Regions from separate parts of the Homo sapiens genome. Here region 1 is linked to region 2. The links are chromatin loops, found by intact Hi-C in ENCODE. Cell type or tissue: PC-3. All regions are shown on one strand.

What was found. A loop is a pair of places that touch in the nucleus more often than their neighbours do. Peaks named below come from ENCODE experiments on the same cell type or tissue, not always from the same donor. Only the 100,000 strongest peaks of a DNase experiment are listed, where the experiment ranks them.
Region 1: a loop joins it to region 2, with 4 times the contacts of the local background. A loop is called at or near these places in 3 of 110 quality-filtered maps.

Annotation. Positions count from the first base shown.
Region 1 is chr4:117,320,548-117,328,547 of GRCh38, reverse strand. It overlaps LINC02262 (long intergenic non-protein coding RNA 2262), which reads left to right. Exons shown (of 7, transcript NR_147151.1): 4 at 7,185-7,236. Among named protein-coding and RNA genes, the nearest start is that of LINC02262, 36 kb to the left of the region's middle. In PC-3, no CTCF peak of the experiment used is centred here; DNase peaks (open chromatin) are centred at 3,177 and 3,417; H3K4me3 peaks cover 3,506 bases; H3K27ac peaks cover 4,125 bases.
Region 2 is chr4:117,131,048-117,139,047 of GRCh38, reverse strand. No RefSeq gene overlaps it. Among named protein-coding and RNA genes, the nearest start is that of TRAM1L1, 49 kb to the right of the region's middle. In PC-3, a CTCF peak has its summit at 4,526 (motif pointing left); DNase peaks (open chromatin) are centred at 1,697 and 4,497; H3K4me3 peaks cover 750 bases; H3K27ac peaks cover 981 bases.

The DNA of each region.
Region 1 (8,000 bases), 190 kb before region 2:
GGCTGGAGTGTAGAGACAGGAGGAAAGGAATCCATTGCAAACGGCATGAGAAAACTTCTGAGGATAAAGGATGTGCTCATTATAATGACTGGTGATGGTTAAACAAGTGTATACATATGTCCAAACTTTTCAAACTGTACATTTTAATTATGTGTTTTAAATACCATATTCTCATGGAATAAACAAACCAATCTGAACAGAAATTGACCTCTGTCCAGGAGAGAGAGGAAGGAAAACCACTTACCTCTTTAGGAAGGTGACTTGTGTGCTTTCAATTTGACAGCACTTGTGGATGTCCTTGAACCAAGAGTAAAATCAAGTAACAGTTCATTGTTCATCAAAGCCAACTGCTCTATAAATAAGTGTTATCAGAGTTACACTCACTTTTTGGTCGAAACTTCTCACAGAATGGAATATTGTAAGAGCTTTTTTGCGAATACTGAAAGGACAGTGGTAGGAGTAGTGAAAAAAAATTCAACAGGACATAATAACTGTAATTGAATAAAATATATGAATAGCAGCTAATTCTTGGTAAAAGGAAACATCAATCTTTTAAAAAGTACAGTATAAAAGACACAATTGAAATGAATAACTTGTACCCAATTCTTGCTTGGCTGGATTTGGATTCTGTAACAATAACTCCCAGTCTGCCCTAAAGTACAAACATCATTGCCTTATTCTCCACTAGCTTGGAGAGAGAAAAGTTACACGAAAACTGCATTTTGTATCCAAAGAGCGGTCTAAAAGCTTTTTAATGCAATGTCACACAATTTTCTTGGTATCTTTAAATTTAACTGATGCCATTGAAAGCCATCATCTGACCATAAATGGCCAGTATCGCTTCACAGCTGGCTTTCTTCTTAAGCATGAAGCAGCTTTGTCTAGATGTGTGCTCCAGCAATGCTTTTTTCACTTTACTTTCATTTGCTTTATCAAGGAAAAAACAGACTTTCTTTTCTGCCCATGCTAGAGAACAGTCTTTTCAACTGGAAAGAATAAGACTGTCTTAACATAATCCATTATTATCTCAGTAAGACACTATTGATGCCAGGAAAAATTAACCTCGAATTACAAGTGGTTAAACAATTTAACTAGTTAAATATAATGTTACTCCAGAATAATATATATTTGTATAAAATAAAGGGAAATTGACTTTGCTGAAAATTATATAGAATAACTTTTGTCATTTCTCAAAATAATTAGCATGGCAGTATCCAGAGTTGGTTAAAAAAAGATTATTTTTTATTTAATGATTCTCTGATAGTAGTTATCATTCAGCAAATACAAAATTATTCATTATTTTACTAAATCAGTGTTGTTTTGGAATTTCTTCAATAGTTGTTAAGCAGTATAAAATTATTTGATGGAGGGGAAAGAAAAAAGCAGACAAAATCTTCCACAATTCTTACTATAGAATAAGCCATTGAACAACTTCTGTTGTATCTTGCATATATGTTAATTATTTTTCTAATACTTAGTTTTGAAATTTTAAAAACTGTGCTAAATGAAAAACATAAACACATAAAACATGTTTTATGAAAAACAAGTATAATTTTATACACTTTACTTTTATATTTTTATGTTATGAATTATTTTGTTTAGAATATTCAAAAGTATATAGTCTAAACAAAATAATTCACAAAGTATAGTTTTGAATATTCTAAACAAAATAATTCACGACATAAAAATTATATCAGGAATTGAATAAGATGATTATATGATTTAAAATTTTTTTCCTACTACTTGCCTAGTAACATATGGATAAATTCTTTTAAAATATTTATACAAATATTTTAGTACTCATCCTAGAAAATTTCCCTATTGTACAAATTGCAAAACTGTATCTATCACAACACATGTATCTAAATTAGCCATCTTTTGGCCTATCTGCCTTTTGTCAATATGCTTTTGACCCTTGCATCTATGTCTCTGTCTCCAACCTCTCCTTTGAACTAAATATTTATAAATTAACTTCCTCCTGAATACTTCTAACTGGTGTATTGGTTTCTTACTGCTGCCATAACAAATTACTGAAATTTTACTGGCTTAAAACCACATAAATTTATTTTATTACAGTTCTATAGTTTTGAAGTCCAACATAGGTGTCCCTGGGGAGAAAACCAAGGAGTTAGCACAGCTGAGTTCCTTCCTAGAGGCGCTGTGGAAAATCTGTTTCCTTGCCTTTTCTAGCTTCTAGAAGCCCACTGCATTTCTTGGCTTCGTGGCCTCTTCCTCCATGTTCAAAGCTAGTGTCTTAGTGCTGAATCCTTCTCACTCTGCCATCCCTCTGATTTTCTCTCCTGCGTCTTCCACTTTTAGAGAACCTTGTGATTACATTGGGCCTACTAGATGACACAGGATTATTCCCCTTGCATTAAGGTCAGCTGGAGAGCAGCCTTAATTCTGGTAGCATATTCATAAATTCCAGAGATTAGAATGTGGACATCTTTGGAGGAATTATTATTTTGTCACCACAATAGTCCATCTTGATATACACAAAATACTCTTCACTTTGTATTACAGGTCAGTTTCTCCCCATCCTTCTCCATCTAAGTAATTACTACCTTCAAGCCAATTATATGAATAGTCTTTGATTTCTCTCAGTACCTTTCTTCCTTATTGAACCCAGCAAGCTCTGTGGATCTAACACCAAAAAAAAAAAAAAAAAAAAAAAAAAGGAAGAAAAGAAAAAAATGGAATACTTTTACTTCCACTGTGACCACACAGTCTATGTATGCCTGGTCGTCTTTACCTGGAAGATTACTTTAGCCTCCAAACCAGTCTGCCATTCTCAACATGGTGTCTAGGGTAACATTTTAACCATAATTACATTTATGTTACTCACCTGCTAAAAATCTTCCACAGGTTCCATTGTGCTTAGGAAAAACATTCAAACTCCGTATTTTGGTTCCTGTAGTCCCCCAAATGTGGTCTTCCCTCTTGATGTTTTCCAAACACAATTTTGCCTTTTTTCTGCTCCTTATTTATCTTAAACACTTCAATACAATTCTGACTTTATTCAGACTTTGAGCACAGACTTCTCAGGTTGAGGGTTGGGTCCCTCACAAGATCCTCCTCACTTCAGGCACCAGCCGGAAACTCCAGGGTTTTGTGGCCATCTGTGCTTCTGACTAAATGACTACAAATTCTGTGGTTTCCACTGCCCCATCAGTGTGGTCATTTGCTAGAATGACTCACAGAACTTGGGAAAGCACAATACTTAAGTTTACAATTTTATTATAAAGGATACAAATCAGAACAGTGAAATTGAGATTGTTGTTCAGAGTTTTTATTGCAGTTTCATTATGTAAGCATGATACATAGAATCATTGACCAGTGATTGAACTTTAGTTCCCTTCTCCTCCTGGGCATTGGTCTGATATCACCTGGACCAAACCCCAGGTGATATTACATGGCTGGTTTTTCTGGAATGGCAAGCCTCCACCTGACTCATTTTATGAACATAAACTCTGGGACCCACAGCAAATAACAAAGACCTTCCTATCACAAGAAAGTAAATTCTAAAGATTTTAGAGGCTTACTCATAATAATAGAGGACAAAGACCAGTCAAATGGTTGATTATAGACCAAAGTTAATCTCCTCTGAGATGTTATGATCTTACAGCTGCACTGCATGGAATACCATACTCCCTGTGGTCTAGCTCCTTTGCCTATCACTTCTTCAGAGACAGCTGTCCTTAATAGCCTAGGAAAAGTTGCCCTCAGTTCAGACTGCTATGCTCACTCACACTTTTATGTTTTCCTTAAAGCCTTTTTTACTTTCTCAAATCATATTGTTTGTTTACTTGTTTACTAATTGTCTCCACACTAGAATCCTACGTGAGTGCCTTGAAAAGGACCTGTTACATAGTAGGTACTCAAAAAATATTTGTTGAATAAATAAATATCTACTTGACAGGGATGACATCTTTTTAAAACATTTAGTATTTTAGCTAACAACACTCATTTTCCTTAGACTTGCAAGTGATGACACACTTAATCATCTGTCTACGCTCATTTGTTATTCCAATATCATTTTATGTCTGGCAGGTTTGTATCTTTACTGTTGCCTTCTGAAAACTACAGAGCACATTTCATGTTGTGTTCAACACATCATTCTGCAAATAGCTCTAATTAAGTATGTTTTACTCATTGAAATATCAGTTACTAAAAAATACTACTTCGATTTAAAGTCTTTTTATAAATATTTTTAATACTGACTTAAAAGCAAGTTTTTTTTAAATGTGTGCAATGTGAATCTCTACAAATATAGTTAGTGGTTTTAGCTTTATTTTCCTTAACAAAAATTTACGCCAGTTTTATTTTTATACTTTTTTGTGCTTTCACAGTTTTTTTGTGAAGAGAGCTTCTGTTATTTTTAAAGTTGTGTCAGAGATAACTACCCAAAGGGAAAGCCTTAAACTCTAGAATTAAATATAAAAGATGAGCATAAGCATTCATGGTCTTTGTATGGTGAAGCAGGGTGAGGAATACTAACAATATGATTTGAGTGATAAATATTATTTGCATTTATACTTATAAGATGAAAATAAAATTGGAAAATACTAATTATTGACTTCCACCAGGTCTTTTTAGGCAAAAGGCTGATTCTAAACTCCTTACCATATAGCATTAAAGGTCACAACAATTTGGCCATAACTTCTCTCTCTAGTCACAACTGTCCAAACTACTCTTTGGCAATCATATTATTTCTTTCACTCTAAGGCATTTCCTATTTTGCAAAAAATGTTGGTACTGTTTCATGACTGTGTATCCTTTTGTATCAATTTTCTTCATGGAATATCTCTTTCCATTTATTTGCCTGGAACGCTCCACCTGCTCTCTTTTTAATTGAACTCAATGTTCACTTTTGCTGTAGTTCTAATCTCACTCTCTAAGAAGATTTGATTTTTACCTTTCTCTGTGCTGTCAGTGCATTCTATTTAGAGTTAGTTATAGCACTTATCATAACATATTGTGTTCATCTACAGATTATGAAACATTAGTCTTAGTCTATCAAGAAAGTCCTATTAAACAATAATATGAGTTTCACATTTGAATGAATATGAGAGTATAGTCTCTAATCTCAAATGTTGGAGAGAGAAGTATAGCTATGTTAGAGAAATTAAAATTCAATTCATGATATAATAAAGTTTAGAAGTGGGCTAAAATTAACAAAGATTTTGTGAAAGACAGGACTTGAGGTATGACCTAAATTAAAGCAAATGGAGGGATTTCATATGTATGTAAAACAAGGAAATAAGAGATCACCATGAATATGGTACGTTAAGAAGGCTTAAAAGCCAACCCGACTAATGTTGAAAATATGACAAATGAATCTATAGATAAATAATTGTTGGTATAATTGTTGGTAATATTATAAAAATAATCTAAAATCAAAAATAATTATAACCATGTAATCATTACTTTCTTATTTTTGGATTCACAGACATTGTCCCCAAAACAAATATTCAAGTGTATATTTGGGAAAAAAATACTGTTAGGTCAGTAGGGTAAATGAGACAAAAAAGAAACCAGCCTATAAAAAATGTATTTTTGAGCCAGTATCTGTGTGTGTGTGTGTGTGTGTTCACAAATGTACATATACTTACACTCACACAAACCCTCAAACATCTACCACATAACCTCAGTTCACCATGTGAGAGCTACCCCGTTCCAAATCCATGTGATAATTTCCCTCTGATTATAGGTAAACTCTCTTCCAACCCATCCACAGTAAGTCACACATGTCCACCTGCAATTCTCCCAGTGCCCACTTCTACAAGCAGACTTCAGGTGTTTTTCAAGATAAAGTGCCATATTTACTGTGGTATTTATGTATTTCTTAACAATATGATATGTATAAATGCTATTATTTTCTATCAGATTTTTAATGTGTCCTTAATGAAATTTGGAGTGTATGTCCTCTTAACCACATTTTCCCCATATGCATTTTGTAAATTGTGTTTTTTACAGTGTTGTGACTTTTAGGAATGCATATATCACATTAAAGCAGAAGTGACTACATTTCTAAATATATTATACTTTTTAAAAATATTCAACATTTCTCCATCTGACTCACTTCCAATATTTTACATTTTAGTGAATGGCATCATAAAGCTAAATATCTTATGGTTATAATTGAGATATATATTACTGCATATCATGCCATCTGAGAAACCTAAAGTCTAAAATTCAGCCCCACAGCTCAGTCATTTGTAACTATCTATCATAACATTATTTATTTATATTTTACTGTGGGAAAAACCTACTGATTACTCTGATTAACCCATCGGTCAATTTCGAGATTTGGCCCAATTTTCTAATAATCATCTCTATATATTTTGACTCATAGAGCTATATTATTATCTTTTACACATGAAATATTCATATATGTATAAATTCTCTAGTTTTGTACCACTGTGGATATCTACAATGATACTGTGGAACAAATATAAATAAAGTCAAAAAGTAGATAAAAACAATAATCTTCAATGCATTTTACCTTATTTTATATAGTGTCAAAGGTCAATATAATTGAATATGTTTAGTTCTATCTGAAAATTCTGGTTTTATTTCATATGATACTGTGATCCTAATATCTAATTCTACATTCATTTCACATCATTACTTGGTTTTAATGACTGTCATAGATGAGAAAGATATCAAAATACATTGATTCTAATGGAGTAAGTACCTGATTGGCTTCATTATACTAATTAATGACACTTTCTTTAAGTCATATTTATCAACTATGCAAAATTGTATTGAGAAATTTTTGAAACTAAGCTCAAAAATTACTCTCTTCCCTGATGCAAATCCATTGTTCTTTAAGAACTGTTACTTCTGTTCAAACTGCCCCAGCAAAATACCATAAACTATGTGGCTTGAGTGCAGTGTACACTGCTCAGGTGATGAGTGCACCAAAATCTCACAAATCACCACTAAAGAACTTACTCATGTAAGCAAACACCACCCATTCCCCAATAATCTATGGAAATAGAAAAATTAAAAAATGTAAAATAAATGTATTCTTTATAGTTCCAGAGGCGGGGAAGTCCAAGATCAAGGTATTTGCAGATTTGGTGTCTGGTGAGGGTCCTCTTTCTTAGTCTAGTTTTGTTGCTGTAAGAGACTACCATAAACTGGGTAATTTATAAAGAAAATATATTTATTTCTTACAGTTCTGGAGGCTGGAGAGTCCAAGGTCAGGAGGCTACATCTGCTTGGCATCTGGTGAGGGCCTTCTTACTACATCATAGCATGAGAAGATATTCACATTGTGAGAAGGCAATTACAAAAGGAAGCTGAGGAAGCCTAATTTATTTTATAACAACCCACTCTTGTGAGAACTAACCCAGTCCCTTGAGACTTGGATTAATTCATTCATTAACATTTTGCCCCCACAATCCACACACCTACCACCAGATTCCACATCCCAACACTGCTGCATTGAGTAGCCAGGTCTCCAGGTCTCCAACATGCAAACTCTTGGGCGACACAAACTATGGCATCTGCTTCCTGGTTTAAAGACAGAGCCTTCTCACTGTGTTCTCACATGATAAAAGAACAAAGTAGTTCTCTGGGTTCCCTTTTATAAGGTCACTAGTCCTATTCATAGGGCTTCATTCTCATGATCTAATCACCTCCTAAAGACCTCAACCTCCTAATATCATCATCACCTTAGAGGTTGAGATTTCAACATATGAATAAGGGGGGCAGGGGACAAATATTCAGGCCATAGCAAGAACAAATCAAAATGAGTTACATTTTAATAATTTTAGCAAATGTATGTAATTCCAAAAAAAAAAATTTACACAAAAAAATTCAAAAGAAACTGGAATATTTATCATTTTAATAGTTTTCCATTGTGAGATTTTTGTAAGTAATATATTCATATTATCTTTGATATCAAAATCAGTGTGTGATTGCAGGGAATTGCAAATAATTAAAAGAGATTAATACTGGTTCCTTTAGGTAAAAGATTAAAAACATATGTG
Region 2 (8,000 bases):
GGGCAAGTCTTTCCCATGCTGTTCTCGTGATAGTGAATAAGTCTCACGAGATCTGATTGTTTTAAAAAGAAGGGCTCCCCTGCACAAGCTCTCTCTCTTTGCCTGCTGCCATCCATGTAAGACTTGACTTGCTCCTCCTTGCCTTCTGCCATGATTGTGAGGCTTCCCCAGCCACATGGAACTGTGAGTTCAATTAAACCTCTTTCTTTTGTAATTTGCCTGGTCTCGGATATGTCTTTATCAGCAGCATGAAAACAAACTGATACAATTAGAGACTCTATTATTGATTCACTGCCATTATTCATTATTAGTCTGTTCAGGTTTCCTGTTTCTTCATTATTTAATCTTGGTAAGTTTTATGTGTCCAGGGATTTATCTATTTTTTGGTCATTCAGTTGTTTTGGTGTACAGTTGTTAATAATGGTACCTAATGATACTTTGTGTCTCTGTAGTATCTAATGTAATGTCTTCTTTTTTGTCTCTGATTTCATTTATTTGGGTCTTCTCTCTTTTTTCTTGCTTAGCTGAGCCAAAACTTTGTCAATTTTGTTGTCCATTCAAAAACCAACTATTAGCTTGATTGATTGTATACATTTTATATCCATTTTATTTATTTTTCCTTCTACTAATTTTGGGTTTGATTTCTTTTTGTTTTTCTAGTTCTTTGAGGTACACTATTAGATTGTTTATTTGAGATCTTCCTTTTTTTTTTTTTTCTGATTTTGTCATTAATGGCTAATAACTTTCCTCCTAGTACTGCTTTGGCTGTATCTCATTGGTTATTTTATGTTGCATTTCCATTATTATATGTCTCAAGAAATTTTTAAATTTTCTTTTTAATTTCTTCACTGAACCACTTGTTGTTTAGGAGTGTATTGTATTTCTCAATTTTCATGTATATATATATATACATATATATATACATATATATATACATATATATATAGTGTCCTGAGATTTTTTTTATTATTGATTTCTAGTTTTATTGCATTGTGGTGAGAAAAAAAATATTGGATATTAAATCAAATTTTTGAAAATGTTTGAGATGTGCTTTGTGGCCTACCATATGATTTCTCCTGAAGAATGTTCTGTGTGCTGTTCAGAATAATATATATTCTGCAGCTGTTGGTTGGAATATTCTGTAGATATCTATTAGGTTAATTGGATCTAAAATGCAGTCTAACTCTACTGTATCTCTGTTGATTTCCTATCTAGATAATTTGTCCATTACTGAAAGTGGGGTGTCCCCTACCATTTGCTTTATATATTTAGGTGTTCTGATGTTGGGTGCATATATATTTACAATTACTATATTATCTTGTTGAACTGACCCTTTGATAGTTATACAATGACCTTATCTTATATTATATTATATATATTATAATATTATATTATATTATATTATCTTGTTGAATTGACCCTTTGATAGTTATACAATGACCTTCTTTGTCTCTTTTAACTGCTTTAGATTTAAAGTTTATTTTTTTGAGTTCAGGCACAGTGACTTACACCTATGATTGCACTTTGGGAGACTGAGGTGAGAGGATCATTTGAGCAGAAGAGGTTGAGACTAGCCTGGGCAACATAGAGAGATCTTGTCTCTACTAAAAACATAAAAATTAGTCAGGCTTAGTGGAGTGTGACTGTATTTTTAGCTACTCAAGAGGCTGATGATGTGGGAGGATAACTTTAGCCCAGGAGTTCATGGTTGCAGTGAGTCATTATTACGTCACTGCGCTCCAGCCTGAATGACAGAACAAAACCCTGGCTCAAAAAAGAAAGTCTATTTTATGTGATATTAGTATGACATATACTACTCTTTCACTTTACATTTGCATGGACTATCTTTTCTCATCTGTTGGCTTTGTCAATATGTTTCTTTAAAGATGAGATGAGTTTCTTGTTACCAACATAGGTTTGAATCTTCTTTTTTAATCTATTAAGTCACTCTCTCTTTTAAATAGATAATTTAATCCACTTCTGTTTAACTATCAGTAAGCAAGGCTTTACTACAGGGATTTCTTACTTGATTTTTAGGACATTTTTGTAGTTTTTTTTTTTCCTATTTTCGTTGTCTTACTTAAAGTATAATAAAAAAATTAAAAATAAGTAAATAAATAAATAAAAACGATTGGTAACCTTTGATCTTAGTCTACCTGGATACTTTTATTTTTCTCTATTGGTTTTGCAAAGTTTTCTGATACTGCCTATTTGAATAATCTTTCCAGACCTTTGGAATTCCTCAGTCCCTCTTTAACCCCGATAACCTGAGTATTTACTCCTGATGTTGTCTCATAGTTCCCATAAGCGTTCTTTGTTCCTTTGAATTTTCTTTTATTTTTCCCCTGGCTGTGTATTTTCAAACAGCCTATCTTTGAGCTCACCATTTTTTCTACTGTTTAATTGATTCTACTGTTGATTCCCCCACTATTGCATTTTTTAATTTTTTATTGTAGTTTTCAGCTCCAAGGTTTCTGTTTGATTATTTCAATCTCTTTGTTAAGTTTCTCTGATAAACCACTGAATTGTTTCTTTGTGTTTTCTTGAAGTTTGGTGATTTTCCTTAAAAGAGGTATTTTTATTTCTTTTCCTGGCAGATCATACATATTGATTGCTTTAGGGTGGATCTTTTGTGCATCATTTTATTCAGTAAACTCATAGTTCTCTCAATGGTCTTAATGATTGTGGTTGAACAACAACATCTGTGAACTGGAGAATTAGGTATTTGTTTCAGTTCTCACAGTCTGGCTTTTTTTTATGCCTGTCTTTTCAGAAATTGTAAGCAGGGTGCTTATTATTTTCTCTGAGCCCCTGGTCACTCCTGCTGGTTTAGTACAAGATGACATCCTAAGTCCCTAAAGAATGTTGTCTATCCTGCTTGGTCTGAGTTTCCATCTGAGGTCAGTGCAGGTCCAGAGGGTTTACCCATGGTCTCTGGTTTGTACTCAGGTGCTGAAGATCTCTGTCTGGTGCTGGGCTTTCCCATGTAGTCCAGGCTTTAAACTCCAAGGCAAGATTTTGTGCCACTCATTCTCCCATGTGAACAATGTCTCTTTCTTTGCTATTCTGACTGGGGTTGGAGAAGAATGGGGTGGGCATTCTCATGGCTGCCACAACCACTATAATGCTAGGCCCACCTGAATCCCACAGTTACTGAGACCAAAGCAGCACAGAGTAATGTTCAAGGCCCATGTTGTCACCAAATGCCTGATGCTGAGGTTTATTTGTGGTTTGAGACTGCAGCAGATGGCCAGCAGTAATGTGAGCCAGAAAGAGTCTATTTCAACAAGGCCACCATTCTCTACCTGGAACTGAGGCAGGGATAGGATTTCTGTCCACAGACATGTGTCTTGGGTCAGGAGCTGGCAGCTTCTGCCTGGTGTTGGATTTCATTGTGATTGGCCTGGCACTGAGTTCAAATCAAAGTCCTGCACTCACTTTCTTCTCTTTCCCCCAAGTGGAATGGGTCTTTCTCATTGCTGTGCTGTTTGGAGTGGGGCAAGCAATGATCCATGCAAGATAGCTTTGTCCCTTCTACCTTCTTCAACGTGACTTTTCTTATAATTATGCCAATACCAGGTACTGTGATCTCTTAGCTGTTTCTGAGGCTCTGGTGAAGATAGTTTTATTCATGGATAGTTGTTAAAATTGATGTTTCTATAAGGAAATGAACACTGAAAGGTCTTATTCTGTCATTTTGCTTTTCCTCTTCACCAATATTTTAAAAATAAGGCAGTTTCTATCTGTTCAGCTACTGGCAGGTATTTCTTATGGGGATTGGAATACAGAGATCTACACTAGCAGGAATTTTTCCTCAATCATAATATGTGGTTTATGTCATTGTGTGATTGTGGTAATAGTGGTGTGCATGTGTGTGCGTGCATGTGTGAGTGTGTGTGAGAGAGATAAAAAGATATTTTTAACTTTACTTCTTCTAAGTTAGCAGATATTTGGAGCTACAGATTGAATACCACTCATAATTACATGCTTTAGCGTGTCTTTACCTTCAAATTGCTTTCTGCAAAAATGATACCATTATGGATTTTCAGAACACTTACAAATTCTATTATTATAATTATTATTTACAAAATATGACTTTTATAATTTTTTACATGCATTGATCCAATTGATTACAAGATTGTGGAATATCTTTTAAAATATTATGAAGTAATTTTTAAATGAACTTTCCATTTCTTTTGAATTATCAGCTTTCTCTCTGGTCATATTTTTGGCTTCTTTGTTTCAGGTTTACCATTTTATTCTGTAGCTTTTATAAACACAAAGTCAAACAAAGTCATTCTCAACTCCTTTCTCCTTTACTTTCCTGCTACATGGATTCTAGAAAGTGAAAGTATTTGACGTCTAAGCATTCCTTTCAGCTAGCACTGGCCACATATCACAGATCTTGCCATGTGATGTAGGAAGAAATCTCTGTGGGAGCCTTTTCTAGATGATTAAAAGAAACTAGGCACCTTTTTCCCCATTCTTTCTTTCTGCCTGGACAACAACTGTTGTTCCTGAAGCTGCATTGCCACCATGAGGCCACAAGGGAAAAGTGTAAAATGACAAGTACTTTAGAAAAAATACAGCATTCTGAGTCCTTAATAACACGCTTAGAAAACCGTACCTTCCTGAAAGAACTGTCTTCTTACGTTGTTTTCTGTGACTAAAAATAATTCTGTCTGTATTATGTTGGTGATTGATGGATTTTCTGTGACCTGAAGTTATAGAGGGGGTTTACTGTTTTATGCACAAAATTTTCTGGGAAACAACTCTATTTTCAGCTCTAAATACTTTTCCAGCCTAAAAATTAACCACCCTTGTACATGTTTTGTGTTCTTCCGGGTACCTGGTACTGCTTATTGATCATAGCTTCCTCTCTTTGAATATATTCTGGGTCAGTATTTCTTCCACTCTGTTCTTAAAACTTTGTTTTTTTAACATTACTTAAAATAATGTGTTAAAGTACCATCTCTAGTGGGCTCATTTTTATTATGTTTGCTGCTCATATACATATGTGTGTGTGTGTGTGTGTGTGTGTGTGTGTGTTCCAATAACACCTTATTGCTCCCTATTTTTTTGATCCATATTTCTACATGGTATCATTTGTTACTGTATGATGGATTTCCTTTGACATTTCACATAATGTTAGTCTGCTGAAAGAGTATTATTTTAGCATCCTATATTTTAAAGATGTTGATTTTGTTGTTGAACGATCTTTTTACTGAGTATAGAATTCTAGATTGATAAGTGTTTTTTTTAAATATTTTTCTCCACTCTCTTATTGCTTTCATTGTTTTGAAAAAGAATTCGGCTGTCAGCCTTATCTTTGTTTCCCTTTATGTAATGTGTCCATCTTCTCTGGCTGTTTTTAAGGCAATCTATCAATAATTTTGAGCAATTTGATTATTTTGTATCATGGTGTAGTTTTTTAAAAACATTTTTGTACTTGGTTTTGATGAACTTCATGGATCAGTGCATATATAGTTTTTCTCCACTTTTGAAATATTTTCACTATTATTTATTCCAGTAAATTTTCTGATTAAATGAAAACTAATTACATATATGTAGATTTGTTTGAAGTTGTCTCATAACTAAGTGATGCTGTGTTCTTGCTTTGTTTTCTTTGATTCTTAAAAAAGTCTTTATCCTTATTTTTGAATAATTTCTATTAGTATATCTTCATGTTTAGTATTAATATACTTTATAAAAATTCTACTTTATTTTATGGGACTTTAAGAAGAGAGGCTATACTTTCAGCAGTCCTGAAACTAAAATGTCCCTGATAATAATTGATTTTTGCTAATTCCATTGTAATAAAATATGGATAGGAGAAGGAGATAATAGAAAACTTTCTGTACTTTCTACCCATTTTTTCGGTAAATGTGAACTTCTTTTATAAAAGTCTGTTAAGTAAAAACAGGTGCTCATACAAAGCAGTAAAAGTAGAATGCCACCCAAGTATCCTTTTGTTGAAGACAATCATTTCTTATGTTATTTAGAAAATAGATATAGAAAACTGTCTGTAATTTCTGCCTTTATTTCATAAACATAAAACTTCTTTTAAAAATTATGTTAATTTAAAAAGTCATATGAAATGGTAACTTCCAATTTTATCGAAAGCAGAATGTTAATTATACTTTGTTCATGACAATAATTTATGTTATTTATTTTTCTTTTTCAAAATCCTATAAAACATTAATATGTAAATAGTAATAATCAGGAAATATATTTTCAACAGTCCAGGCTCTTTAAATTTATAAAAGATATGTGGCAAAGTATATTATCTGGAAGGGCAATCAGCAAGAATTGGGTGAGAAGATAGGTGTCTTAGGGAATAGGTACGCATATTAGAAACATAAGGACAGTTTGCAAATTCTTCATATCAAACAAAGCAACACAGGGTGAAAAATGCCAAAGACAGTGAAAGTCAAAGATAGGTTTGAAAAGAGACTGAGAAAAGGGATCAACTATAAATAGTAGATTACACAAATTTGGCATTAGAAGAGACAAGTTGATAATTGGGGCCTTAATGAGTTGTCAGATAAGCTGTTTTTTTTTCCAATTACAAGGTTATAATAGCTATAATAGAGAAGAGAAAGATAACAATTCTAATAGCAGTCACTTATATAGTATTTCCCATATGATGAGTACTATTATAGTTAAATACTATATATAAATTATCATAACACTGCCATGATAAATATGCTACAATAATTCTCACTTCACTGAGAAAATACAAAAGCATTAAGGGCTTAAATAAGTTGCTTAAGTCAACACATGTAGTAAGTAGCAGAAGTGGAATTTAAGTCTAAGCAAGCTAGCAATATTATTTAACACAAATTCATTGAATTCAAATCAAAATATTATAAAAGGAACTTGCTCAATCTAGTGAATATTAGAAAGTAAATACTAGCTTTGGCTGAAAAGTAAAAAAATTGCCTTTCCATTAATCAGGCTGGAATTACAGAGGCAAAATATTTAAATAGGCTTTCACAAAAGAGGGCATCTAAATGACCATAAACATGAAAATATAGTCATCAGGGAAAGTGTAAATGTAAAAATGAAAAAAATATACAACATCAAGCATTGACAAGCATGTGAAGCAGCAGAGTATCCCATAGATCACTGTTTGGTGTACATGTTGGTAGAACCACTATGGAAAATGGGTAGTACCTACCATAGCTAAACATAGCAATCACAATTGCCAACCGTTATAGTCATAAGTATATAGCAAATAGAAATCTTTACATAGATTTATCAAAAGAACAATAATATTTTTAAAATTATGATTTGTAAATAGTCTAAATTAGAAAGAAATTGAATGGACCAATGAATTGAGGTAGACTCATACGATGGAATACTATGTGGTACAGAAATAAAAAAAAATGTATGCTACACACACTACCAAACATAACTTTCACAAGCATAATATTGAGTGAAAAAAAATCAGATACATAAGAATACAGAAATTTGTTTTTCTTTTATATAAAACTACAATACAAAGGGAGTGCAGTGTACTAGCAATGTTCTCTTTCTTGATCTGGGGCTTGTGGACAGGATATGTTCATTTTGCAAAAATTGACCAAGATACAGACTTATAATTTGTGCAAATATTTTCTATTTATTACACTTTAATTAAAATGTATTTAAAAATAAAAAGCAAAGATAAAATTGTATGAGAATTAAAAATGTTCTCTTATTAGAACACTTTTAATGGGAATACAATATAAAATTAAAGAATAAATGATACTACTATCATTTGAAGTACACTGTACAATGTCCTTCATGAGCAAAATGATAACTTGACAAAATTAAAAGTCACTAAGTGTATGAAAGTACAGCATAGTTTATAAATAATATTATGAAATATACACTTGGATGAATATTTATTATTTTTCTCTTGTAGATGGTAACATTGCCATGAACAAGATTCATTGCGTTAATCAAATACAAATACATGTGATGAATACACAATTTTAAGTCAGAACTTGCACACA